6 separate regions of the Mus musculus genome follow, and all the other regions are linked to region 1. The links are chromatin loops, found by intact Hi-C in ENCODE. Cell type or tissue: left cerebral cortex. All regions are shown on one strand. Region 1 has its middle 11 kb from the start of Tspan17. Region 2 has its middle 26 kb from the start of Fgfr4. Region 3 holds the start of Unc5a (unc-5 netrin receptor A). Region 4 overlaps Uimc1 (ubiquitin interaction motif containing 1). Region 5 overlaps Uimc1 (ubiquitin interaction motif containing 1). Region 6 overlaps Unc5a (unc-5 netrin receptor A).

Region 1 (4,000 bases):
CTTAGGCAGGTGGTCCTGGACTGTACTAGGAAAATAGGCACCCAGGTAGTGATGGCGCACACCTTTAATCCTAGCATTCAGGAGGCAGAGGCAGGCAGAGCTCTTAATTGGAGACCAGCCTGGTCTACAGAATGAGTCCTAGCCAGGGCTATACAAAGAAACTCTGTCTCAAAAAAGAAAGGAAAAGGGGAAGGGAGGGAGGGAGGGAGAAGGAGGGAAGGAGGAAGAAAGGGAAGGAGAACGGGAAGGGGAAAGGGGGTACCAATAGACTGAGCAAGTCATAACAAGCCAAGAAGCAGCATCTCTCTGTGGTCTGTGCTTCAGTCCTGCCTCCAGGTTCCTGCCTTGGCTTCCCTTAATGATGGAGTGTGCACCATGAGCCAAAGAAATCCTTTCTTCCCCCATTTCGTGCCAATAACAGAGCCCTCACTCTGCTTTTCCAGAGGACTTGAGTTCAGGTCCCAGCATCTGCGCTGGGCATGTCACCACCCATAACTCCACTCTAGAGGGTCTGCTACTCTCTTCTGGTCCTTGTGGGCACTCAGAGGTGCGCGCACACACACACACACACACACACACACACTAATGAATCCTTTTTAAACTTAGCTAAAAGGACTTTGAAATTTTCAGCACAATGAAATGAGGATCGTTTAAAGAAATAAGCATACTAATACTTAATTATCAAGCAAGTGTAACATACACACGTATCAACACACTGTGGGGGCCGAGAGATGGCTGAGTGGGCCAAGAGCACTGGCTGGTTTTGCAGAGGACCCAGCACAACTCTCCATCACTGCGGTTCCAGGAGAGCCAATGCTCTCCTCTGACTACCACAGACAGCAAGTGCGTACACAGTGCACAGACACACACACACACACACAGAGAGAGAGAGAGAGAGACAGAGAGAGAGACAGAGAGAGAGAGACAGAGAGAGAGAGAAAATAGTCACATAAAAAATTGAAAATCTAATAAAAACATTTTAAACATTACATGGTATTCCACTAATGTATGCAATGTTATGCCTTCATGTCGCAGTTAAACTAAACTAAAATGAGAGCGTTGGCTGCTCTTGTAGGAACCTGGGTTCAATTCCCAGCACTCACGTGATCACTCACAACCCGCTGCAAATCCAGTATCAAAAGGATCTGACACCTTATTCTGGCCTCTGCAGGTACTAGGCACATACATACGCTCAGGCAAAACACCCAGACACACTTACAAAGAAAAGAAAGAATCAAAGAACACCTGTAGGGTGGATGCAGATACCACCATTTGATACAGGGGACTTGAGCACTATGGTTATTTTGAGACTGCTGTGGGAGGAATGCACAGCCTTCAGGATGTGGGGCTGGAGAACAGAGGGCAACCTAAAGAGACTTTCGACTCATCAGGCTGTTTGTTGTTGTTGTTGTTTTAGCTAAAGTGAGTCCCCATTTTACCTGTGCGATCAAAAGTAAAGTCTTCACTACATCTCGCCTTCACGCTGAGGCCTGCTGACACGTCTGACCACTCCACGTCTGACCACTCCACGTCTGACCACTCCACGTCTTTATTGGTGCTGGGGAGGAAACCCAAGGCTTCATGCGTACTCTGTAAGTACCGAGGCTGGTCTTGCATTCCCACTTGCTGAGGCTGGCCCTTCCCTCCCACCCAGCAGCTGCATCGGTGGCCCCCACAGTTTGGTTCCTGGTGGCAATGCTTTGTCCACATCCTCAGACCAAGGGACAGAAAAATCCCAGCCTGTGAAGCAAATCCAATCTGTAGCCTGTTTTGACCAAACTCCAGAGCTAAAGATAATTTTCTGTTTTAATGGGGAAGAAATCAAAAAGAAAGCCAAAGATTTATGACAGCTGAAACTTAGATCAAATTCCAGTTTCTGCGTCGGCAGATCATGTCCTTGGAACCCAGCCATGGATACTTGTTTACACCCCGCCTTGAGCTGCTTTCTGTCATGAAGGCAGAACCGAGCACCTTTGTGGTTCTGTGACTCTGGCTCAGGCTATTTGGCTCCTTGAGGAAGAAGTCAGCTGACCTCAGGTCTGGACATCTCCATGGGAATGTAGGGTGTCTCTTTCCTTTTGTATTCCAAGTGCTGAGAACACTGCCAGCACACAGTAGGTGCTTAGCAAACCTATCTGAACAAATAGAGGTGCATGTAGAGTCTGTTGCTTCAGCCCACTAAAGAATGTGAAACACACACACACACACACACACACACCATTACTGTCACATTCTCCAGCTCTGTCTGGCAGATATCACTCTACAGTCTCCCCGATCGCTAGCAGAGTCGTCCCTGGGAGTTTCCGTTCCTCCAAGTCCCTGGAGGAGATCATGAAGAGGGTGGCAAAGCCTGAACTTGGCAACAGTAGGGTGAGCCTTTATGTTTCTGAAATATTGACAAACCTGGCATTTTCGAAGGGATTCCTTGTCACCAGCTCCGGGTTGATGGGCTAGGCTGCATGCGTTGCACTTTGCTGCCCTCTGGTGGTCATTTGGAGAGACGGCCATCAAGGAACCTTCCTTCAATCCTTTGGTTAACTTACCAGAAATGTAGGACTTTGTCAGCTTGGGTACCGCCCCTCCAAGGTCCCCCTCACATCCTCCCCAAGGGTAATCAGGAATCAAAGCAAGATACTAGCTACCTGCCCCAGGTCTCTGCAGGACATCCAGCTTGGCACACTGATAGAGTAGGAAGGTGGCCTTGCTCCTTGTGGATCCTGAGGGGGTTGCACGATGCAAGCCCTGCCTGTTCCCTTGTGTTTTCTGCATACCCGGGAAGGCACCTCTGTGGGTGAGGACCATATGGTACAGAGAATGCTCCTCCATGGACTGTCATGGGAGGTGGATCTCTAGTCAACCCCAGAGTAACCAAGAAGTGGTTTATGGTTTAGATCTGAACTGGCCTCCCAAAGGCTCCTGCGTTCGAACGAAAGCTTCGTTCTTGTGGAGGAGTGTACAGAGCTGAGACCTCTGAAAAATGACAGGCTCATGAGGGTTCTGGCCTCATTGACGGATTAACCATTGATGGCTTCAGAACTTGATGAGATATGATGGGGGGTGGGGGGGAGTAGCTAGAGGGAGTGGGCCTAGGGCTTGTCTCTGGCAGCTATGCCTTGTCCCAGACCCCTGACCTTATTCTGTCTGTTCTACCACGCCCTCCCTAGCACCGTGTTCCACCTCACTACAGGCCCAGAGGCTGGAGCAGAGCAGCAGTGAACCAGATCCTGTGAAACCGTGAGCCAAGAGAGCCTTTTCCTCCCTTGATTTTTCCCAGGCATCTTGTCGGAGCAAGATGACTCTGACGTTGACAGAGTGATAATCGCGTGCCTCTCAGCACATCCTCACCATACTATCGACTGCTCCCTGCCTGCCTCTGCCTTAGAAACCCCAGGCTCTGGCTCGGGCCTCCGTGTGGGTGGTGCTGTGTTTATGATAAGCAGCAGCGGGCAAGTGGGGGATGTGGACAGATGACACGAAGGAGTGGGTGGGAAACTGGAGAACTCATAGGGGTCTGGTCCAGGTCCCCACTCCTACACCATAGCATCAATGTGGTGGCACCTTCACATCCTGTGTCCTTGCTCCCTGCTCTTCACCCACTCCCACCTTTATAGCCATTCCAGTTCTCCCTCACCAAGTCCACCACGGCTTTGGAGAGCCTACCAAAGCTGATGCTGAAGCCTACATCCCGGTCCCTGGGAGATGGTGCCCTTCCCAACCTTCTCCCAGCACCTCCAGCTGTCACTCATCCTCTCTATAGTACATATCACCCACAGAAACTCTTGCTTCCTCGCCATCTGTCTCCACCATGAGGAGACAGCACAGGGTGGGGACTTCGTCTTTCTCTCTCCTGTGTCACTAGCACCTAAGACAGATTCTGATCTCACTTTAGGGAACAACAATGGCTTGACACCCTTCATTGGTTGCTAGTTCAGTATACAGGTTCCACCAGAACCTATCAAGAAGATGTGTGTAACGCGCCAAACTCCAGCACAAGGGGGTG
Region 2 (4,000 bases), 380 kb before region 1:
TAGAAAGATGGAGAGTGAGAAACACCAGAGTTCATCTTCTGATGCTTTCTGGTTGTGGGTGCCACATGACCACTCTCCTGCCGCCATGCTGTCTCGGACTGTACCCTCCCACCATGAGCCTGAACAAACCATTCCTTCCCTACTTGCTTGCTTCTGTCACAGCAGTGAGAAACTGGTATGCCCCCATCTTGCAGGAGAGAATGCTGAGTCACACAGGGTGACAGAGCCCTGCCTATAACTGGTAGGCCTGGGTATAACTGGCTGTTCTTATAACTGGGATGGTGGGAGGGCACAGAGACCTTGGCTCAAAGCTCACCTCTTCCTCTGGTAGCTAGCTCCCCAACTTTGCATCTAAGCTTCCTCCTCCGTGAAGTAGGTTGGCAGGTCTCACAGCTCAGCTTCCTACCAGAAGCTGGGAAGTTGGATGTTGGAGGGGTAGGCCTGAAATGTATCCAGAGCTGGCATAACACACACAAGTAAGAAGAGTTCCCCTGGGCTGAAGAGTACCGACTGCTCTTCCAGAGGTCCTGAGTTCAATTCCCAGCAACCACGTGGTGGCTCACAATCATCTGTAATGGGATCTGATGCCCTCTTCTGATGAGTCTGAAGAGAGCAATGATGTGCTCATATTCATAAAATAAATAAATAAAGGAGAAGAGGAAGAAGAGGAGGAGGAGGAGGAGGAGGAGGAAGTTCTCCCTAAGGAGGTCAGTCAGAGGCCTGATCCTTGTCTTGGCTCCAGAAAAGCTAAAGCCAGAGATTGAGAGCCCTAATGCAGGCAGAACCAGCTTGGAGTAAGGTCTCAAGAATCCAAGCCTCCACCTTCTATCTCCCATGTGCCCCTGCCAGCTCCATCTAAACTGCCAGCTCGTACCAGGCAGCTCTGTGGGACTCTTTCCAAACATATGCGCTATCATGACATTTGCTGCTGAAAACCTCACCTTCCACCCTTTGCCAGATACTCAACCCCTTGCCAAGGCCCCTGAGATCTATTGGCACAGCTCTGGCAACTCTAGTTTTCTTTCCAGTCCTTGGCTTCTCCCGTCTCCTTAGAGATACCTTGGCCTTTGCACTTGCTGTTCCCACTCTGTGAGACACTTTTTCCCACTGTCTTAGTTAAGGTTTTACTGCTGTGAACAGACACCATGACCAAGGCAACTCTTAAAAAGGAAAACATTTAATTGGGGCTGGCTTACATGTTCTGAGGTTCAGTCCATTATCATCATGGTAGGAAGCATGGCAGCATCCAGGCAGACATGACAGGCATACCGACTGAGCTGAGAGTTCCTCAGGAATCAGGAGACTGTGTGCCACACTGGGTGTAGCTTGAGCATAGGAGACATCAAAGCCTGCCCCCACTGACACACCTCCAACAAGGCCACACCTCCTAATAGTGCCACACCCTATAGGCCAAACAGTCAAACACATGACTTTATGGGGACCATACCTATTCAAATCACAACAACATCCATGGCTATTGCAGAGATACAGGGAATTTCTGGTTGGAGGCACCATGTGGGAGCACCCATGCAGGGGGCTGGGGCTGAGGAGGACCAGACTGAAATCCTGAGTCATGTTAAGGGCCATGGACCCCAATCCTGAAGTCAGTGGAGGGTTTTGAGTAGACGCAGTTGCTTAGCACCTCCCCCAAGCATGGATTAGAAACTTGTTTCTGAAGAAAACTGTCTCCCAGGGAAGTCTGGAGAGAGGGTTCAGTGGTTAAAAACACTTGCTGCTCTTGCTTGGGGACCAAGGGCTCCATCCTGTCCCTAGGTGATCCGATGATCCTGTCCGACTTCTGCAAAGCGCACATACATGCAAGCAGATGAAACATTCACACACGTGAAATAAAATAAACAGTTGAAAGAAAACTGTCCTCCAAGAATGTCCTGATGACCACAAGTTGGATATATTGTATATCCCAATACAAACCACCTCTGAACCAGGCCAAAACAAGATGTTGCATTTCCTGTGGCTACCAGGAGGTGGCACCAACACCCCAGTATGTCACCCTTGACTCTGTTCTGATTGCCTTCACAAACCAGAGACTGGAGAAGAAAAGGGGGTGGGGGTGGGGGGAGGGTAAGGAAAATGACCAGGAGCAAAGCCCAGGATGATGGAGCCAGAGTGGTGCTGTGTACATTTTTTTTCTCTTTCTTTCTTTCTTTCTTTCTTTCTTTCTTTCTTTCTTTCTTTCTTTCTTGGCGTAGCAAAACATGTGGGTCTGGAGTGTGTTTTTCTGTTTTCACCATCATCTGCCCCACAGGCCCCTAAATCACTCACATTGCCCTGTGAGTATTGAGCAAATGCTGTAGTCCTGAGCTGTCCCACATCCCTGCCCGTAGCCCTGGATGGCCTAGAACTCACTATGTGGACCAGGCGAGCCTCCTACTCGGTCATAGAGATCTTGCCTCTGCCTCAAGGGTGCTGTGACTAAAGGCTCCTTTTTGGCAAGTTCTTTATGCCTGACTTGGAAACTCCTGGTCCAAGCTGGAGCCTTGGGATTCCGGAGGTCTAGGCCTCAGGCCAGGGGATGGGAGAGGGAGTGAGTTGTGGCTCTTTCTGGGGCTGGTGAGAAAAGCAGCTCAGTGGCTAAGAGCACTGGCTGCTCTTCCAGAGGTCCTGAATTTAATTCCCAGCAACCACATGGTGGCTCACAACCATCTATGGGGGAATCTGATGCCCTCTTCAGGCAGGCAGGTGTATGTGCAGCAGAGCACTCATACATTAAATAAATAAAATTAAAACAAACAAACAAACAAACAAACAAAAACTACTCTCTGGCTCCTTGCTTTTGTCTCCAGAGGAAGTCATGTCCCAGTTCCCAGCTGTGTCTCTAGGCATAACTAAGTCTATCAACCACCTCACTGGGCTCTCTGGTCTCTTCACTGGCCTGCTACAGTGGGCTTCATCTGATGCCCTGTTCTTTTTCACTCTGTCTACATGAGTGACCTGGAGCTCCTCAGATCTCCCTGTCCCTGCCTGCCATGTTCTGGGCCTTTGCAGAGCCTGCTCCCTCTCTTTGGAATGGTCTCCCTCCCACTCTCTCAAGACAGGCACTGGCCTGCAACTCAGGTTTGATTCCCTCATGGAGCGCTTCCCGAAGGCTCATCATGATCTGTCTTGCAGGATTGTCAAGTGGTTGACCTGCAGGGTTCTCTGTTTAATCATAGTCAGTACTTTCTTGGTTGTTTATTTCACTGGAAACTCCTGGGGGGCGGGGAGCAAGCCTATCTATCTGTCTTCACTCCTGCGGGCAGGGACCAGGCCATCTTCACGGCATGCACAGTGACTGAAAAAATGTCTGGTGGAGAGAGTACTCGCAGGCATTGGGGGCACTGAGGTCACTTCCTCAGAAACATCAATAACTGATCTTGTATTTCTCTTCTTTTGTTTGGTTTTGAGGTAAAATTGTACCTGGAACTCACTTTGTAGTCCAGGTTACCCTCCAACTCACAACAATCCTCCTGTCTCAGCCTCCTAAACTACTGGGAATATAGGCTTAAGCCATCATACACCCCCTTCTTTCTTTTTCAGTGTTTCAGACAGGATCATTATTATCATTATTATTATTATTATTAAAACTTTTTATTATACTTTATGCATTTGTGTGAGCATGAATGTGTATGTAAAGGTCAGATGATAATTTATGGGAGTTGGTATTCTTTTTTCCACCATGTGAGACCCAGAGAATTGAACTCAGGTGATAAGGCTAGCTCACAAATGCCTTTCTCTGGTAAATCACCCCTCTGACCTGAGTCAGGGCCTTATGTAGCCGTAGGTGGCCTTGAACTCCCGATCCTCTTTCATTTCCCTCCCAGGAGGATACAACTGCTGTCCCAGTCATTACCTGCTTACTGTTCCTAAGTCCCTGAAAGGTACTCAGGAGATAGCTCAGCAGTTAAGAGCAATGACTGCTCTTCTGAAGGTCCTGAGTTCAAATCCCACAACTACATGGTAGCTCACAACCACCTGTAATGAGATCTGACTAATTAATAAT
Region 3 (4,000 bases), 150 kb before region 1:
CACACCCCTAAAGCTAACATATACAACATGAATACACAGCCAACAGCAGGCAGCCCAATCTGAGGGTTCGTCAGGATTAAAAGGGGAGGCCATTAGGAAGAAGGGCTGGTTAAAGTGAGGATTTAGGGTGCATTGACAGGGGAAGGAGGCAGAGCAGGGGGGACGAGGTAGAGGACTTAAGGGGCAGGATGGGGAGGGCAGTCGAGGCAGTGGTGGGTGAAGGATGCAGTACGCAGAGACTCTTCAAGGAACCAGCCATCGACCTTAATCATCTGGTCCTTGACGGAGCTCTCGTCTTTCTAGATTGGCAGTTCAGAAATCCACACCCTTAGGAGAAACTGGCCTTGCCAGCCTAGGGATCACCTCCCGGGAAGCAGGCTCTGGGGGCATCAAGCACCAAGAATTGCTCAGGCACCCTTCCCAATACCCAGAAGCTCAGCACTGCCAAATCCTTAGGGGCCAGGAGATTAGGGACCCCCACAGCTCGGTCTAGGTGCGGGCTTTGGGAGATTAGACAAAACCTCCCCCCCCCCCCAGGCCTCTCACGCAAGGAGGTGGGCTAAAAGGCTAGGTTATGAAGGGGCTGGTTAGGGTGGCCAACAAGACACGCGGGGAGACTGCAGGGCTGTGGAGTTTCTGAGAGGTTCTCAGAGCCCGCCAACCAACAGCCAACAGCAAACAACTCCCCTTCGCCCTCCTCTTCCCCCCTCCCACCTCCAGCAGCGAGGCCAGGAACCACAGGCCACCACAGGGGCCCCAGTGCTTTGACTACCGGCTGCAAGAGCTGAGGGCTGTTGGATGCCTCCACGCCTGAGTGTGTGCGTGTGCAAGCCTGTGTGTGGTGGGGACAGAGGAGGACACTATGTTCTAGACGTGGGCACAGGCCAGGTGCCAAGCTAGAAATTGTGAGTGGCTGTTTGGGGCAGTCCTACCTGGAAGAGCTGTCTTACCCCCCCCCCCCCCCACACACACACCCCATTTTCTGAGCACTAGCATATGGCCTTGAGTCCTTCAAGTCTTGTCTTTTTGTCTTTCCTGGATTATTTCAAACTGCCGTCGCGCTCCCCCCCCCCCCCCATCATTCTCCCGGGCCCGTGAAACCAGCAAAAACTTCCCCCACCCGGAGGCGTGGGGCGTCTACACTCGCCAGCCCCGTGCGCTGACAGCTGTTCTGGACTTGGCAGAAGCAAGGCTTCCGGGAGAGCGCACCAGGAAGCTGCGCAGCAGCGAGTGGCGGCCCCCGCGTCCTGCCCAGCAAAGTTTGGCCTCCGGGGGCTCCCAGACGGGTCGGCCGCGCAGGTCACGGCCACCTCCTCCCCAGAGCTAAGCGTTCGCGCGCACGGTCCCCCGCAAGCCTCCCCAGAGCGCGCGCGGCGTGACTCACCCGAACCACGAAGCCAGGCAGTGAGGACTATGCCCAGGAGCGCTGGCCACAGGCCGGGCCGGACGGCCATGGCCGCGGGCGGACGAGCGGGCTGGACTAGGGGCCCCGCGGGCGGGAGAGAGGCTGTCAGCGCCTCAGCCGAGAGCCCCACCTCGGGGCGCCCCCGGGGCCCATGCCAGAGGACAGCGCTGCCTCCGGGCGGCCGGCTGCGGGGCGCACGCGGCGCGTGGCTCCCCTGGGCACCCGGAGCGCAGCAATGCAGCCGGGGCGGAGCGCAGCGCCAGCCGCGCCGCGCACCGAGCCAGCCGCCGCGCGGAGCCCGCAGCCGGGGAGCGGGCCGGCGGGCGCCGCAAAATCCGGACTGGAGCGGCGGAGCGGGGCGGAGGCGGGGCGGGGCGGGGGAGGAGGGGCCGGGCGGCGCTGCGAGCGCGGGCCACCCCCTGCACCGGGGATCCCTTCGGGCAACGCCTGAGGCTCCCCCAGGGAGGAGCTGGGGTAGTGGGCGGGGAGGCCTCCCACCACCCCTCTCAGTCTCCAGGGACAGAGACAGGACTCTGGATCCCGGAGTGGATTGCTTTTCCGGATCTGGCATCACCCTGGTCCGCCAGTCGGCGCACAGGTGGCCCGGGAGGGGCCCCGGGCTGCGGCGACCCCGGCGCAGCGCCAGCCTGCGGAGAGCAGCTCGACTCTGGAGTGCCCCAGGCAGGTTCCGCTGCAGTCCCTGCTTGCACCCCTGCCTCCGGGCTGCGCTCCGAGATCGTCAGCGCGCCGTGGTAGGCAGCTGGCGGGCGGCTTGGATGGGGGACTGCAGGAGAGGTCCCGGGGCCCAGCCGGCGCGCAGGAGCCGCCAGGCCCCCACCGTCTCACCATCCGCCTCCCCAAGACAGCCTGGTGGGCTTCAGGGGCAAGCGTAGCAGCGTGGCCCCAGGCTTTCTTAATCCCTCCACGCCGCTGGCCCAAAGGAAACAACCTTAGGGCGCAGCGCAGCCTGTAAGGAGCGTCGTGTTGTTTGCGCCCCGAGCGCGCGCGGCGCTGGAGACGTGGGCGTGATGCAGGAACCAGAAGGGTTTTGGGAGCTACAAACTCCTGGGGTAGAATAGAAGTGTCACATTCTTCTGGCTCTGTGACCTTGGGCAAGTCACGGGGCGTCTCTGGATCCCAGCAGAATGACCGCTGGAGGATCTCCTATTCCCCACCCCCATTCCCTAAGCTGGTTAAAATAAACAGAAGGCTGCCCTAGAGAAGGAAAATAAACGCTCTCGGTGTGCACAGGGCGAGGGATCTGAAAGAGAGGGTCCCACTTCTGGCCAGGAGGAGAATGAGAAGGGTGAAGACGGTCACACACTCAAACGCCTCCAGCGCCGATCGATAATATAAATTGGTGCTGCAGGCCAGATGATATAAGAATGGTCTTGGCTTCCACAAAGAGATATGAGCTCTCCTATATTTCTTGAGACACGAGGCCCTCTCTCGGTCTGTCTTTTGTTTCCCACTTTTTATAGAGAAGGTTATGAAAAATGTTTTGCTTTATTCTGCTCTCTTGTATATGTGTATATCTGCATATGTATATGTGTGTGTGTGTGTGTGTGTGTTTCTATTCACAACCAAAGCTCCAGATGTGAATGTACAGATTTTGGGCCTCAGGGCCAGACAGGCAGGGAGACAGGGCACAGGGTCATATCGAAATGGCTCTCTTGTTCTAGGTGCCTGTTGGGAGGGGAGGAGCCAATTGGTTTTGTTTACCAATTTTCAATAGAAGCTGTTGTCTGGGAAAATAATTTTTTTAAAGATGTGTGTGTGTGTGCACGTGTGTGTGCGTGTGCATGTGAGTGCGTTGCATAGTGCCTGTGTGGAAGTCAGAAAACAGCTTGTCATTTCTCTCCTTATGTGAGATTCGGGGATGAAAGCCAGGTTGTAAGGCTTGATAGCAAACCCCATTATTCACTGAGGCATCTTGGTGGCCCTAAAATTGATTTTTAATACATGTGTGTATTTATAACCTCTTTTACCCAGATGATCATACTCCCCAACTTCAGCTTTTTAGACAAACACATTAGAGAGTAGAGCTGATCTACAGGCTGCTCCAGTGTGTGTGTGTGTGTGTGTATGTGTATGTTTTGTATGTGGTGTGAGTGTGTGTGGTGTGTGTGTGAGAGCAGTTGTTGTATGCCCAGGCTATTCTCCTGTATTCTATTAATACCCCTACAGTGCTCTCCTGGATCTGAATTTGGGTTCACAGTGTGGAAGAAATGTTGAAGGCTTGGGGTTTGGACACTGAAGGGAGGCCGTTGTCGATTAGGGCATGGTGTACATGAGGAAGTAACAATGTGTTTATTGGATAGTACTATGCCCTTGCCTACATCTGTAGTTTGCTCTAAGCAGTACATGAAACCCCGTTAAGTCAACATTTCCACTTTACACAGATGAGGCAGCTGAGAGTTAGGCAAGGACCAGCCTTATCCCAGAACTGCGAAGCTGGCTGAGAGGGGCCCCAGGAGGTTTGATTTCTGGGCCCGTGATCCATACATTTCTTCCTCCTAAAGCTTCTTTGGGGTTAGAATTGGGGAATCTCTTCTCTTCTCAGTTCTTAGCCCCTCTCTTTCCATCTAGACTAGA
Region 4 (4,000 bases), 270 kb before region 1:
TGTATACATTCTTTTGTTCTTTTTTGTTTAGTAATTCTGAGATCATTCTATAACAATATTCAGTTTAATAGACACACACACACACACACCATGCTTTATTTGGAGATATGGGATATACTGGTATTGGATAAATCATAACATTCAGTAGCTGGCTGGTGAGCATGTAAGTTGTCTCATATTTTTCTATGCCAAGTAGTCCTGTATTAGTACCTTGAATAGTTGTAGAATAATTTCTTATAGGTACAAGGATTAGAGACTGTATACATTACAGTTTTGTTAACTATTACTGAATTGTCATCTATAGAAAATCAAACATTTGCATTCCCATCAGGTATATGAATGCTAGCGCCCCAAACCTGCACCAGCATGATATATTCAGACTGAATGACATTTCCTGATATAGAGATGAAAAAAATCTCTATATAGTTTTCCTTCCTTCCTTCCTTCCTTCCTTCCTTGCTTCCTTCCTTCCTCTCTCTTTCTTTCTTCCCTCCTTTGTGTGTGTGTGTGTGTGTGTGTGTGTGTGTGTCCTGTGTGCACAAATGCCATAGTATGCAAGGTCAGAAGACAACTTGCAGGGTCAGCTTCCTTCCTCCACCATGACAATCCTAGCGGAGATAATCTGTGATATAAGTTAAGACAGTTTCCCAGTTTATTCTTTCTCATCATGGTATATTTCTAATTTTGCTTCTGGTGACTTTTTCTAATGAACCCAGTCTCCTTTTGGGGACATTTAAATTTCTGTCTTAGTCTATTTCTAATATGGCTAGATAGTATTATGTATGGACATTGTATATCTTGTTTCTCTACCTTTCTTTAAATTATTTAGAAATAGGAATTGTTATTTCCCATTTTATAGATGTAAAAATTGATACTAAAAGGGGTTTGCAGCCCCATAAGATGAACAACAATATGAACTAATCAGTACCCCCAGAGCTCCCAGGGAACCAAAACACCAACCAAAGAGTACACATGGTCGGACTCATGGCTCCAGCTGCATATGTAGCAGAGGATGGCCTTGTCGGGCATCAATGGAAGGAGAGGCCTTTGGTCCTGTGAAGACGCTATGCCCCAGTATAGGGGAATGCCAGGGCCAGGAAGCAGGAGTAGGTGGGTTGGTGAGCAGGGGAAGAGGGGAGGGAATGGGAGAAGGGGACTTTCAGAGGGGAAACCAGAAAAGGGGATAACATTTGAAATGTAAATAAAGAAAATATATAATAAAAAAAAACCTGATACTAAATGGCTTGCTAAAGACACAAAATTACTAAGATACAAAAGTCAAAACTATAGGAATACTTTTAGGAGCTATCACTTCATAAATCTTTATTGTAAGGAAAACCAAACAAATACAGTAAAAAGAGAAACTAAAAAACTCAAGGTCTAGTATCAGAAATTGTAATAAAAACTTTAGTAATAAAACAGACTACTCAGCCGGGCAAAGGTGGCAGAGGCAGGCGGATTTCTGAGTTCGAGGCCAGCCTGGTCTACAAAGTGAGTTCCAGGACAGCCAGGGATACACAGAGAAACCCTGTCTCGGAAAAAAAAACCCAGAATACTCTAAAAATTATACTTAATAATGGGTTTGTAGTTATATGATGCTTTATAATATACAGAAGGAAGTTAGGGATGGTTGTGAGCTGCCGTATCGGTGGAGAGCTGAATCGGTCTTCTGCAAGAACAGCAAGTGTTCTTAATTTTGAGCCATCTCTTCAGCCCCATCTTTATGTAGTTGTAAGGATGAAAGTGTGTTTATATAAAATGTCTAGTGCAATGCTTTTGTTTTGTTTTGTTTTTTTGGTGTGTGTGTGTGTATACACATAATATGTATGCGTGTTAGAGATTGGAGGCCAGAGGTTGACATTGACTTTGTTATTTTGAATTTTACTTAAAAAAAGAGCAACACACTTTTAAAGACATTTATTTATGTATGTATTGGGGGGAGGAGAGGTTGTAACAACACATGAGTGAAGGTCAGAAGACAGCTGTGGGACTCAGTTCTGTCAGTTGCTTGACCTGGGGTTGGTACTTCTCTCGTTTCCTAAGTCAACGAAATTCTGTTATGTGGACGCTAGGTGTCAGTGTTTCCTGTTTTGTTTCAAAGAAAAAATTCATCACTTAATTTAAAGAGTTGGGTGTATTATTTGTTGTTGCTGTATTTTAATGCAAGGGTTTCTAGAAAGAGGTGTGTGTGTGTGTGTGTGTGTGTGTGTGTGTGTGTGTGTGTGTGTGTGTGTGTGTGTGTGTGTTTAGGTCAGAAGGTAACCTATGGGGAATTATTTCTCTCCTTTTGCTATGTAAGGCCCAGGGATGGAACTTGGATTGTCAGGCTTGGTAGCAAGTGTCTTTTCCCCTGAGCCATCTTGCTGGCCTGTTGCTGCTGTACAACTTTTCTTTTGATTATAGATTCAGTTTTCCTCCTTTTTACCTTCTCCTTTCTTTTCCCCTTCCTTTATTTGTCATCATTTATTAGAACCATAGAGGGATGCCAAACTTGTTTAGGGTATGGATAACATGTTTAACATGTTAAACCCTGAACACGTTACCAAGTCGTCGTCAGAGAAGCTTTTCCTGGAAGAAGCTTCATAGCTGGGGTACTTCCTTCACTTAAGATAGCATCACTGGCTTTCTTCATGGAACTCGTGATGTAGACGCAGACTAGCCTTGAACTCACAGAAATCTGCTTGCCTCTGCCTCCCAAGTGCTGGCATTAATGTACCATTATGCCTGGGTTATTATTTTGTTTTGAGGCAGGGCCCTTTATGTAGCTCTGGCTACCCAGGAGCTTGATATGTAGACAAGGCTAGCCTTGAGCTCCCAGGTATCTATCTGCCTCTGTTTCCCAAGTGCTAGGATAAAAGGCATGGGCTACTATGGCCAGCCTTTGTTTTATTCTTATTATTAGCTGTTAAGTGATAATTTGGATTTTTTTTTAAATTTTGTTTTTTCGTTTTTTTTTTAAAGATTTATTAATTTTATTTATGTGAGTACACTGTAGCTATCTTCAGACACACCAGAAGAGAGCATCAGATCTTATTACAAGTGGTTGTGAGTGACCATGTTCTTACTGGGAATTGAACTCAGGACCTCTGGAAGAGCAGTCAGCGCTCTTAACCACTGAACCATCTCTCCAGCTCTTAAATTTTGTTTTTATTTTTAGAGAAAGAAACTTGGGCTGAGGAGAACATTCAGTTGGAACTGATTGCCATGCAAATTCCATCCCTAGAACCTATGTCAAATAGGCTGGGTGTGGTGGTGGCTGGAGAGTTGGAGACAGGTGGATGGATACCTTGGGGCTAAGCATCCAGCTTAGTCAGTGAGGTCCATGAGGGAAGCTGTTTTAAAAAAAAGGTGCTTGTCACCACCAAGAAAGAGGACCTGAATTTGATCCTCAGAAACCACATGGTGGAAAGTGAGAACTGACCCTTGCAACTTGTCCTTTGGCTTCCACATGTACCCCAGTGACATGTGCATCCTTCCCCAAAGAAAGATAAATGTGAAACAAAACAAAATACAGCGACGCCCAAGGTAGCAATGGCTTAGTGTGGTGGTGTGTGTCTTTAATCCCAGAGGAGGAGCACTGTGAACTGGGCGCCAGCCTGGTCTTCACAGAGCGAGACTCTGTTATAAACAAACAAAAACCAGAGGCGGCTAGAGCTTCTGAGGAAGGGCATCCAGGGTTGACCTCTGGCTTCCATGTAAACATGCACAAAATAAGTAACAAAGGGAAACAGACGTTCTCCTGTGTAGTCAGATGTTTCCTGTGTCTTTCCAGTCTTCCCAAGGTCTGTTTGTTGAAGAAACCTCTGAAGAAGGTCTGAAGAGTTCTGAAGGAGACAACTCTGTGCCCACCACGCAAAGGTGAGGCTGTATGCTGCTGTGGGTCTCAGGTCTCTTTCTACAGTATGAGGTTAAGGAAGAGGAACCTCTTGAAAGATTATATAAATGGAAAACTGGCCAGGGAACTCTTCTCTCCTTTATGTGCTGAGATTGGAAATCATTT
Region 5 (4,000 bases), 260 kb before region 1:
TTCAACCCAGAGCTTGCCAGTGTGGCGGTTTGTCTTGCTAGCCAGCTAGCTCTGAGGGTCTCCTGTTTCTACCTTATGAGACTGGAATTATGGTCACTCCCACACCCGGGAGCATTTAAGTGGGTTTCTGTAGATCTGAACTCTGGTTCTTAGACTTGTGTGCCAAGCTCTTTAATGTGTGAGCTGTTTCCTCAGTCCTGCATTGTATGTTTGATTTCATGACTACAACATGTTATACAGAGCTTTTTCTCTGAACATGTCTATGTTACAGATGCCTCTTGCTTCAAACAGAATACCTATTTCTTTGAAAAGGTTTGAGAAATTTTCTGCTGTAGTTTCATTGAATAGTTTATACTTTTAGTGTTCATAGTATCTGTGTCTTTTGTCCTATGGATTGTTTTTTGAGACAGGGTCTTACTTCACCATGTATCTCTGGCCCTCCTGAAACTCACTGTAGAGCAGGCTGGCTTCATATTCACAGAGATCCACTTGCCTCTGTCTCCTTAGTGCTGAGACTAAAGGTTTAGCCCACCTTGTCTGGTTATTCCAGAAGTCTTAGATGCTGTGGAAATGCTCATTTATTTTTGTTCCTCACTAGTAATTGAATGTCGTATTTGACTCACTTGTCCTCCATCCTGGATACTCTTTCTTCTGCTTAGTCAAGTCTATTGGCGGTGCTCTCCACTTGACTTAAAACAGTAGTTATTTTGTTGTATGTGTGTCTGCCTGCGATGCTCTGAAACTGTGATGGTCTCCAGCTGTGTGGATGCTGAGACCTCAACCCAGTGCTCTGAAGGAGCAGTAAGTGCCCCTAACTCCTCAGCCATCTCCCCAGCACTTCTACTTGGATTTTTGTCCATTGAACTTTTCAATTCCTTCCTTCCTTCTTCCCTCTCTTCTTCCCTTCTTCCTTCCCTCACTTTTCTTCCTTTCCCTTTCTCCCTTCTTTTTTTTTTTTGGTTTTTTTTTGGAGACAGGGTTTCTCTGTGTAGCCCTGGCTGTCCTGGAACTCACTTTGTAGACCAGGCTGACCTCGAACTCAGAAATCCGCCTGCCTCTGCCTCCCGAGTGCTGGGATTAAAGGTGTGCACCACCACGCCTGGCTTCTCCCTTGCTTCTTATTTTTTCCTTTGCTCCCTCTCTTCCTTTCAAAAAAAAAAAATCAATTTCCTTTCTGAAATTTTCTTCTATGTTTGTATGCCATGTTAGATCATAAGTCATTTTTACCAGACAATATTTGAAAGCTTCATGCACATTTTACTTATCTTGGTGTTCTTAAGTTCCATAGTTGAGGATTATGGTCTTTGAGAGGATTGTGCTGTCCTGGCTGTGTGTTTCTTGCATTTCATTGTCGGGACTTATGTGTGTGTTGGCCCGGCAAGCTCTTCGGGGTTATGGAGATGGATCTTCTTACTTAGCAGCCCAGTCTTGAAAGTGTGCACTCGGGAGGAGACACTGCTATAGCAGCAAGAATATCAAACTGTATTAGATAGAAATGCACAAAATCAATTACAGCTCGTTAATATATAGTCACCAATAACCATATAACTGAAAGTACCATTCTGCTGTAGAATGTGGTATGAAGTTAAGCACTCTTTAAAGAAGGTGTGGAAATAGCAAATGAGTGAGAGAAAAGGAGACTGGAGAAGGGGAGGAAAGTGGGGGGCAAAGTCAAATAGATGAAAAGAAGAAGAAACGAAGTAAGAAGGGGCTAGAGAGATAGCTCAGCAGTTAAGAGTCCTGACTGCTCTTCCAGAGGTCCTGAGTTCATTCCCAGCAACCACATGGTGGCTCACAACCATCTGTAATGGGCATTTGATGCCCTCTTCTGGTGTGTCTGAAGACAGTGGCACTGTACTCATATACATAAAATGAATAAATTATAAAAAGGAATAGAAATAGAAAAAAATTGGGGGGAAGGGGAGAGACAAGAGCTGGAAAGTAAGAAAGCATCACTAAACAGAAAAGTTCAAGAGCAAAATTTAATAAATGTAGGATGGGGAATAAAAGCATAAAAATATAAGAGCATTAAAAAGTCAGTAAGATAAACTCAAGACATAAAGAGGGGGAAAGAAGGAATCATTGGGGGAAAGAGTGAAAACAAAGCTGAGCCCTGCTGGTGCAGATCTTTAATCCCAGCTCTTCCCAGGAGGCCGGCCTGCTCTAATAGAATGAGTTCACCGTAGTTAGAGCTGCACAATGAGCGCTTGTCTTTTTTTTTTTTTTTCTTTTTGATTTTTCAAGACAGGGTTTCTCTGTGTAGCCCTGGCTGTCCTGGAACTCACTCTGTAAACCAGGCTGGCCTCGAACTCAGAAATTCTCTGCCTCCCAAGTGCTGGGATCAAAGGCGTGCGCCACCACACCCAGCTTTTTTTTTTTTTTTTTAACTAAGTCTTTTTTTCTTAATCTTTTAAAGACCATTTTATTTTATCTATAGGTGTACACTGTTGCTGTCTTCAGATACCCCAGAAATGGGAATTGGATCCTATTACAGATGGTTGTGAGCCACCATGTGGTTGCTGGGATTTGAACTCAGGACCTCGGGAAGAGCAGTCAGTGTTCTTAACCGCTAAGCCTGTCTTAAGAAAAGAAACTAGGGAAAAGGTTTTCCCTAAACGGAAAAAAAAAAAAAAAAGGTAAACAAAATTAGATAAATGTTTGAAGAGAAATAACAAGTAAAAACATTTAAAAATATCTACAATATCTTCTACCCATTCCACCCCCCACACCTCCAAAAAAAAATACTTTATTAGGGTGACAGAATCAGAAGGATTTTGGTGAGTTTGAGTCCAGCCTGGTCTACATAGTGAGTTTTAGGACATCTAGGCCTACATAGAGAGATCCTATCTCAAAAAGCAAAATAAAACAAGAAAAATCCTGGATAATAGGGCTAAAGGTGCTTGTTCCCCAAGCTTGATGACCTGATCTGCTCCCCAGACGATGTGGTGGAAAGAGAGTTCTAACTTGAAAAAAATTGTCCTCTGATCTCTATGCCTTTGCATGTACACATGCACACAAGTAATACAAATGAGAAACGTAAAGTCCCTTTAAACATGTAGGGGAGAAAAGTCACACCTAAGCACAGAACAACATAACTACAGAGAGAGGGAAAGGTGAGCTGTTGCCGAAGCTTCTTTCTGGGTCCTTGAATAATGCCTGTGGAGTCAGGAGGAGGGTTGGTTGGACTGTGAACTGTTGGTGTGGCTTTCCTTTGGTTCATGTTGTTACAGAGTCTGTATTGCTATCTTCCAGAGCGCTCTTCACAACCATTTTCTTTCTTTGCATGTCAGGGTTTGTTAGATACACTTAGCTTTGCATTCTGTGGGCTGGACAGAGTTTCACATCCTCTTTAGCCTGCCTATATTGTATCTTCTTGAGTGGCTGTTTATCTAAGGAGTGCCTCCCGAGTGGGTTGGAAGTGTGGAAATCATATCAGCACTGAGATTGGTACAGGCAAAAGGCCTGCCTTGGTATTTTCAAGGCCCCCTGTATATTAATCACCCTACTGGAGAGATGCCTTTTTGTCTCTCATTACACCCCAGGTACTTGAGAGTTCTTGGGCTTAACAGTAATGAATTTAGGTAGGTGATTGTAAAGTTTGATCTGCTTACTGGCCTAAGGCTCAGAGCTATTAAACTCCAGCATAGCTCTTGTTGATGAGATCTGTTCCCGACCACTGAGCATGGATGGGTTGTCTTTCCTTAAACATGATCCAATCTAAGCCAGTCTCATGTTGCCTGTACCCTTTGGCTAGAGTCCAGCCCTGCTGCTGTCCACAACTGCTTTTAAGAGGCTTCCCTGACTAAAGATTAGTGGCAGATCATATTGAGGCATCCTATCTTGTAGATGTTCCATACCTCAGACCCCAGTGTAGTTCTGTCTTTTGTTTTTTAAATTTTTATTTATTTTTATGTGTATGGGTATTGTAGCTGCATGTAAATTTGTGTCTGGTACCCTTGGATGTCAGAAGAACACATCAGATTCCCAGACATTTGCAGCT
Region 6 (4,000 bases), 200 kb before region 1:
ACAGCAGGCAGGGCACACACCTCACGTCTTCTGGCTTGTGCAGAGTGAGGTAGATCTCGTAGATCTTTCCTCGGGGGATGGCGTCCGGGGGTATGAGGAGGCTGATTCCTGTAAAAGCAGAGGGGTCACGGCTTGTGGCTACAGATACCCAATAACTACCCAGGAACTAGCCAGACCCACGAGTTTCCTCTTCAGACGCCCTTGTCTGGGGACAGAGGTGTTTCAAGGACTGCCATACTGTCCACCACCCACATAGGCACGACTCTGAGTCAGGGAGACTCCAAGAACATCTGAGGCAACCCAGCTAGAAGCTAAAGTAGGGCAAGAAGACACCAAGGAAGTGCGTCCTACATCCTGTTCCGTTCTTTGGGACCAGGGTACTTTCTGCTTAAAACCTTCCCCATCTTCCAGGCCTGCCATGGAAGGCTCTTGACTGTCATCCCAGCAGTCGGTCCCTCTGCCCAACTTTGCTACGTTCAGCGGTTCCAGAACAGGGGCCTTTGGTCTTGCTCAAGCTCCTCCCCCCTTAGTCCTGTCCCCTCTAAGAACTGGTCTCTTCCTGTCATTGTCTCCATCCTTGCGGGGATGGGGGGCAGGTCTATAATAGCCCTCAAGGGCCAAGATCTACGGCTCCAATGTCCTCCTGGTCTGTTGATGCGCCTCTGCCCCAGGAGTGGTATCAGTGTGTGGAGGAAGGGGAGTTTTGTAGTGGAGACAGCAAGGGCAGGGCTGAGACATCACGGAGAGCAGCATTGAGGTCCTGCTCTGAGGGCAGGAAAAGGGGAGACATTCTGTGACTTTGCCCCTAAAACAGCAGATAGCTCCACTGTTTGCTGGGCTGGACTCTCAGGCTGTTCAAGGGCTATGTAAGGACACTTATATTCTACAAACTCACAGTGATGGTTCCATAGGGTCACACAGCCTCCCGACACTGAAGCTGTCGAGTGGTTTAAGTGTGCTCTACGATGTGTACCTGTCCGTGTCTTACCACCGAGTGATGGGTCTTACCACCGAGCTGTCTCACAGACAGCTCGAACCCATGTGCTCGAATCTTTTGCTTCCTTCACTAACCTGTGCTGACCGTAGAACCTGATGCTGCCTGGAGTCGGGGGCAGTCACACACCTCCTGGTGTGAATGCCTGCTGGAGAGTAGTATTCAAGATTGAATACTCATGCTGGCCACTCAGAAAGCTAAGAGGAAAAAGGGCGCTAGCTTTCTCAGTCCAGCAAGGAGAGAGGCAACTAGACAACAGAGAGGGACACAGGGGTGGGCACACTGCAGGGGCCACGGAATACCCACCATCTGTCTGCCTTTTTGTTACAGCTAACAGGGACCAGCTCACTTCACTGAGCTATGAGAATTTCTCATGCCCTGTCCTGAGGGGTGTATGAGGCACAGGCAGCAACAACAGATGAGCCAGGAGGAAAGGTAGAAAGACCATTACTTATGAGCCAGGGACAGTGTCATGTGTTCAGGTGCCAAAGGTCTGTAGGGGCTGTCACATACAGAACTGCATATAGGAGGGAAAAGCACACAGCGGCTAGCCAGCAGTGGGTGGGTTGCATTAGCCTTGTCACTGGGGCTCTGTAGAGAGCAACTGGGAACCTTAGAAGGGATTGAGTGGGGAGGGGGCATAATCAACTCTAGATTCATTCAGTAAATGTGTAGATGCCGCGGTTGAGGTAAGGGAGGTGCTAGCCTGGGTGTGGTGACGCACCAGGGCAGGATGAGGAGCAGGAGGAGACAGGAGCTATTGGGAAGGGGGAGCATGCAACATCATGTGATACAGCTGACTTATAGCGAGGGGGTGGGAATAGAAAGAGCAGGAGCCCAAGGTGACCCCAGGCCAGTTTCTAGCTTAAGCAATGACACTGTGCCAACCGTGAGCCGGGGAAAGCCAGGGAGGAGGTAGCTGAGAGAAAGGGTGGGAGACGGTTCTGTTTTCGGCACAAAGACTCCGAGGTGCTGTGAGACAGGCAGATGGAGCTGTCCAAGAGGCAGCTGAATGCAGAGTTCCAATGCTCTGCAAGAACTGGGGGCTGGGATGGAGGAGTAGGTGAGATCACTCAGAAATGGCACGGGCGGAAGTGGGGGTGGGTTGGGGAGGGGTATCCCTGAGGAACGCCTATACCGGAACAGCCAGGGATGGGCAAGAACAGGAGTATGTGGGGTCACCTAAGGAGAGGGAACAGAGAATGTCAGAGTGGGGTGGTCAGCCTTGTCAGAGGTTGCAGAGATTTCTCCAAAGATGGCCTTTGGAGGGTCTGTGGATCTTCTAACAAGAGGTCTCAGGGACCCTGTCTGAGGCACTTCTGTGGAGTGGTGGATGAGATGGAGGACGCTGGGAGGGGGCAGGTTCTAAGGGGTGCTCTGCTGTCTTGTTTTGTGAGCCTCTGGGGTCTGGTGTTAGGGCCCGATGCAGCACCTATCAACATGTAAGGCTGACTGTGTGATAAATGAACATACAATCCTTTCGTGTCCACAAGCAACAAGGAGACCCTTTCCACAGCTTTGCTATAGCGCCAACTGCATCCTTTCCTATACTGGCCAGACTGGGCCACTCTGCACGAGGCTGGTGCACTCTGGGACGAAAAGATGACAAGACTAGTCTTACCTCTCATGTTCTCTGGGGAGTTCTAGGGGCCTACCTGTGTTAGGGATCATCAGCCGGCCCCCGAGGAAGTTGAAGGTCCCATAGGCCATGTTGCTGGTACCGCGGGGCAGAGAACGAAAGTAGTTTTGGGTGGAGAGGCGGGAGACGAAGTCCTCAGCCTCAGAGGTGGGGGAGCTGTGGTGCAGCGTATGGCGGCCACTGCCCAGTGGGCTGAGCAGGTGACCATTAGAGAGCTGGAACTTGGGGCTGGGTCCATCCTGCCGGGGACACAGGCTGCCCTGGTAGGTGGTCGTGGTGGTGCTGAGGTCCGGTTGGATGGTGAGCAGATGGGGATTGTCTACAGGATAAAGATGGATTCAGGTAGCGACTCCCCCATCAACAGCCCTTGCCTTGGGGGTGCTCAGGCAGGAGAGCAGGGGTAGGTGGCACCTCACCTGCTTTGCTGGGCTTGATGCTGACAGGCTGGAAGCCTGAGGTAAGGATGGATGAGTCAGCCACGTCTGAGTCCAGTCCTTCCTTCTTGCGGCAGTAGATGAGGACGAGGACCAGCAGCAGCAAGATGAGGCACACGGCCACGGCGACGAGGCCGATGTAGAGAGCCACGTCCTCGGGGCCGGAAGAGGCTGCAAGAGAAAGTGTGGTCTTGAGAATGGCAGGGATGTAGAGGCTTCAGAGGAGAGGCCCATGGTTTATCCCCAGGAGAATAGGATCTCAGCACCCCCTGGGCAGTGGGCACGTGGCAGGGAGCGTGGTATTGGTGGGTACATCCTAGTTCTATACCCACCACAACCTTGCTTGGGATTGAGCAAGTCACACCCTCACAGGCAGAGTGGAGCAGGGGAAGAGCTACTTCACCGGGGTGAGTGGTGGTATATCCTTGGCTCCTAGGCTGGGGGTCAGGGTGTCTGGGGCAAGGTGAACTCCTGAGAGACCCTAAGTATGGTGCTATAGTTTGCACATGCCTGCCTAAGGATTCATATTGACAGGTGTGGTCCCCATTGTGGCAATATGAGCAGCAGTGGGGCCTTTTAGGAGGTGGGCCCCAGTGGGGAGGCATTACATCATTATGAGTGCTGCTCTTAGACCATGGGGCTGTCCATCTTTCCGTGTCTACCTGTCTCTGTGTCTGTCTTTTTCTCTTCCTGACACGTGATCTCTCTCTTGTCTACAGTACTGACATGGTGCTATCTGCCACCAAGAAATGTGGCTTGGGGTAGAAGGCACATTTACCAGAGCCAGCATCACGCTATTTGGAATTTGAGCCTCTAAAACTAATAAATTTCTTTTGCTAGTTCATTATAGAAATAGAAAATAGGCAGATACATGGGTGGTCAGTTTCTCAGGTGTTTCCAGGACAGTGTGAGCCCTTGTGTATACCACCAGCC

The links. A loop is a pair of places that touch in the nucleus more often than their neighbours do. Peaks named below come from ENCODE experiments on the same cell type or tissue, not always from the same donor. Only the 100,000 strongest peaks of a DNase experiment are listed, where the experiment ranks them.
Region 2: a loop joins it to region 1, with 6 times the contacts of the local background. A loop is called at or near these places in 32 of 42 quality-filtered maps.
Region 3: a loop joins it to region 1, with 2.9 times the contacts of the local background. A loop is called at or near these places in 9 of 42 quality-filtered maps.
Region 4: a loop joins it to region 1, with 8 times the contacts of the local background. A loop is called at or near these places in 28 of 42 quality-filtered maps.
Region 5: it touches region 1 in a loop (7-fold over the local background); 32 of 42 quality-filtered maps call a loop at or near these places.
Region 6: it touches region 1 in a loop (7-fold over the local background); 2 of 42 quality-filtered maps call a loop at or near these places.

Annotation. Positions count from the first base shown.
Region 1 is chr13:54,798,346-54,802,345 of GRCm38, reverse strand. No RefSeq gene overlaps it. Among named protein-coding and RNA genes, the nearest start is that of Tspan17, 11 kb to the right of the region's middle. In left cerebral cortex, a CTCF peak has its summit at 2,488 (motif pointing left); DNase peaks (open chromatin) are centred at 1,986, 2,477, 3,411 and 3,865; H3K27ac peaks cover 1,273 bases.
Region 2 is chr13:55,176,761-55,180,760 of GRCm38, reverse strand. No RefSeq gene overlaps it. Among named protein-coding and RNA genes, the nearest start is that of Fgfr4, 26 kb to the right of the region's middle. In left cerebral cortex, CTCF peaks have their summits at 1,952 (motif pointing right) and 2,691 (motif pointing left); DNase peaks (open chromatin) are centred at 361 and 1,981.
Region 3 is chr13:54,947,116-54,951,115 of GRCm38, reverse strand. Unc5a (unc-5 netrin receptor A) reads right to left here and starts at 1,705. Exons shown (of 16, transcript NM_153131.4): 1 at 1,385-1,705. The coding sequence starts at 1,454. In left cerebral cortex, a CTCF peak has its summit at 1,960; DNase peaks (open chromatin) are centred at 858, 1,217, 1,941 and 2,389; H3K4me3 peaks cover 3,102 bases; H3K27ac peaks cover 2,513 bases.
Region 4 is chr13:55,069,580-55,073,579 of GRCm38, reverse strand. Uimc1 (ubiquitin interaction motif containing 1) reads left to right here. Exons shown (of 15, transcript NM_011307.3): 7 at 3,773-3,858. Among named protein-coding and RNA genes, the nearest start is that of Uimc1, 29 kb to the left of the region's middle. In left cerebral cortex, a CTCF peak has its summit at 2,052; a DNase peak (open chromatin) is centred at 2,058.
Region 5 is chr13:55,062,845-55,066,844 of GRCm38, reverse strand. All of the region lies in intron 7 of Uimc1 (ubiquitin interaction motif containing 1), which reads left to right. Among named protein-coding and RNA genes, the nearest start is that of Uimc1, 35 kb to the left of the region's middle. In left cerebral cortex, no CTCF peak of the experiment used is centred here; no DNase peak of the experiment used is centred here.
Region 6 is chr13:54,998,574-55,002,573 of GRCm38, reverse strand. Unc5a (unc-5 netrin receptor A) reads right to left here. Exons shown (of 16, transcript NM_153131.4): 8 at 3,050-3,238; 9 at 2,650-2,952; 10 at 21-108. Among named protein-coding and RNA genes, the nearest start is that of Hk3, 21 kb to the left of the region's middle. In left cerebral cortex, a CTCF peak has its summit at 1,983; DNase peaks (open chromatin) are centred at 1,270, 1,940, 2,394, 2,845 and 1 more place; H3K27ac peaks cover 1,332 bases.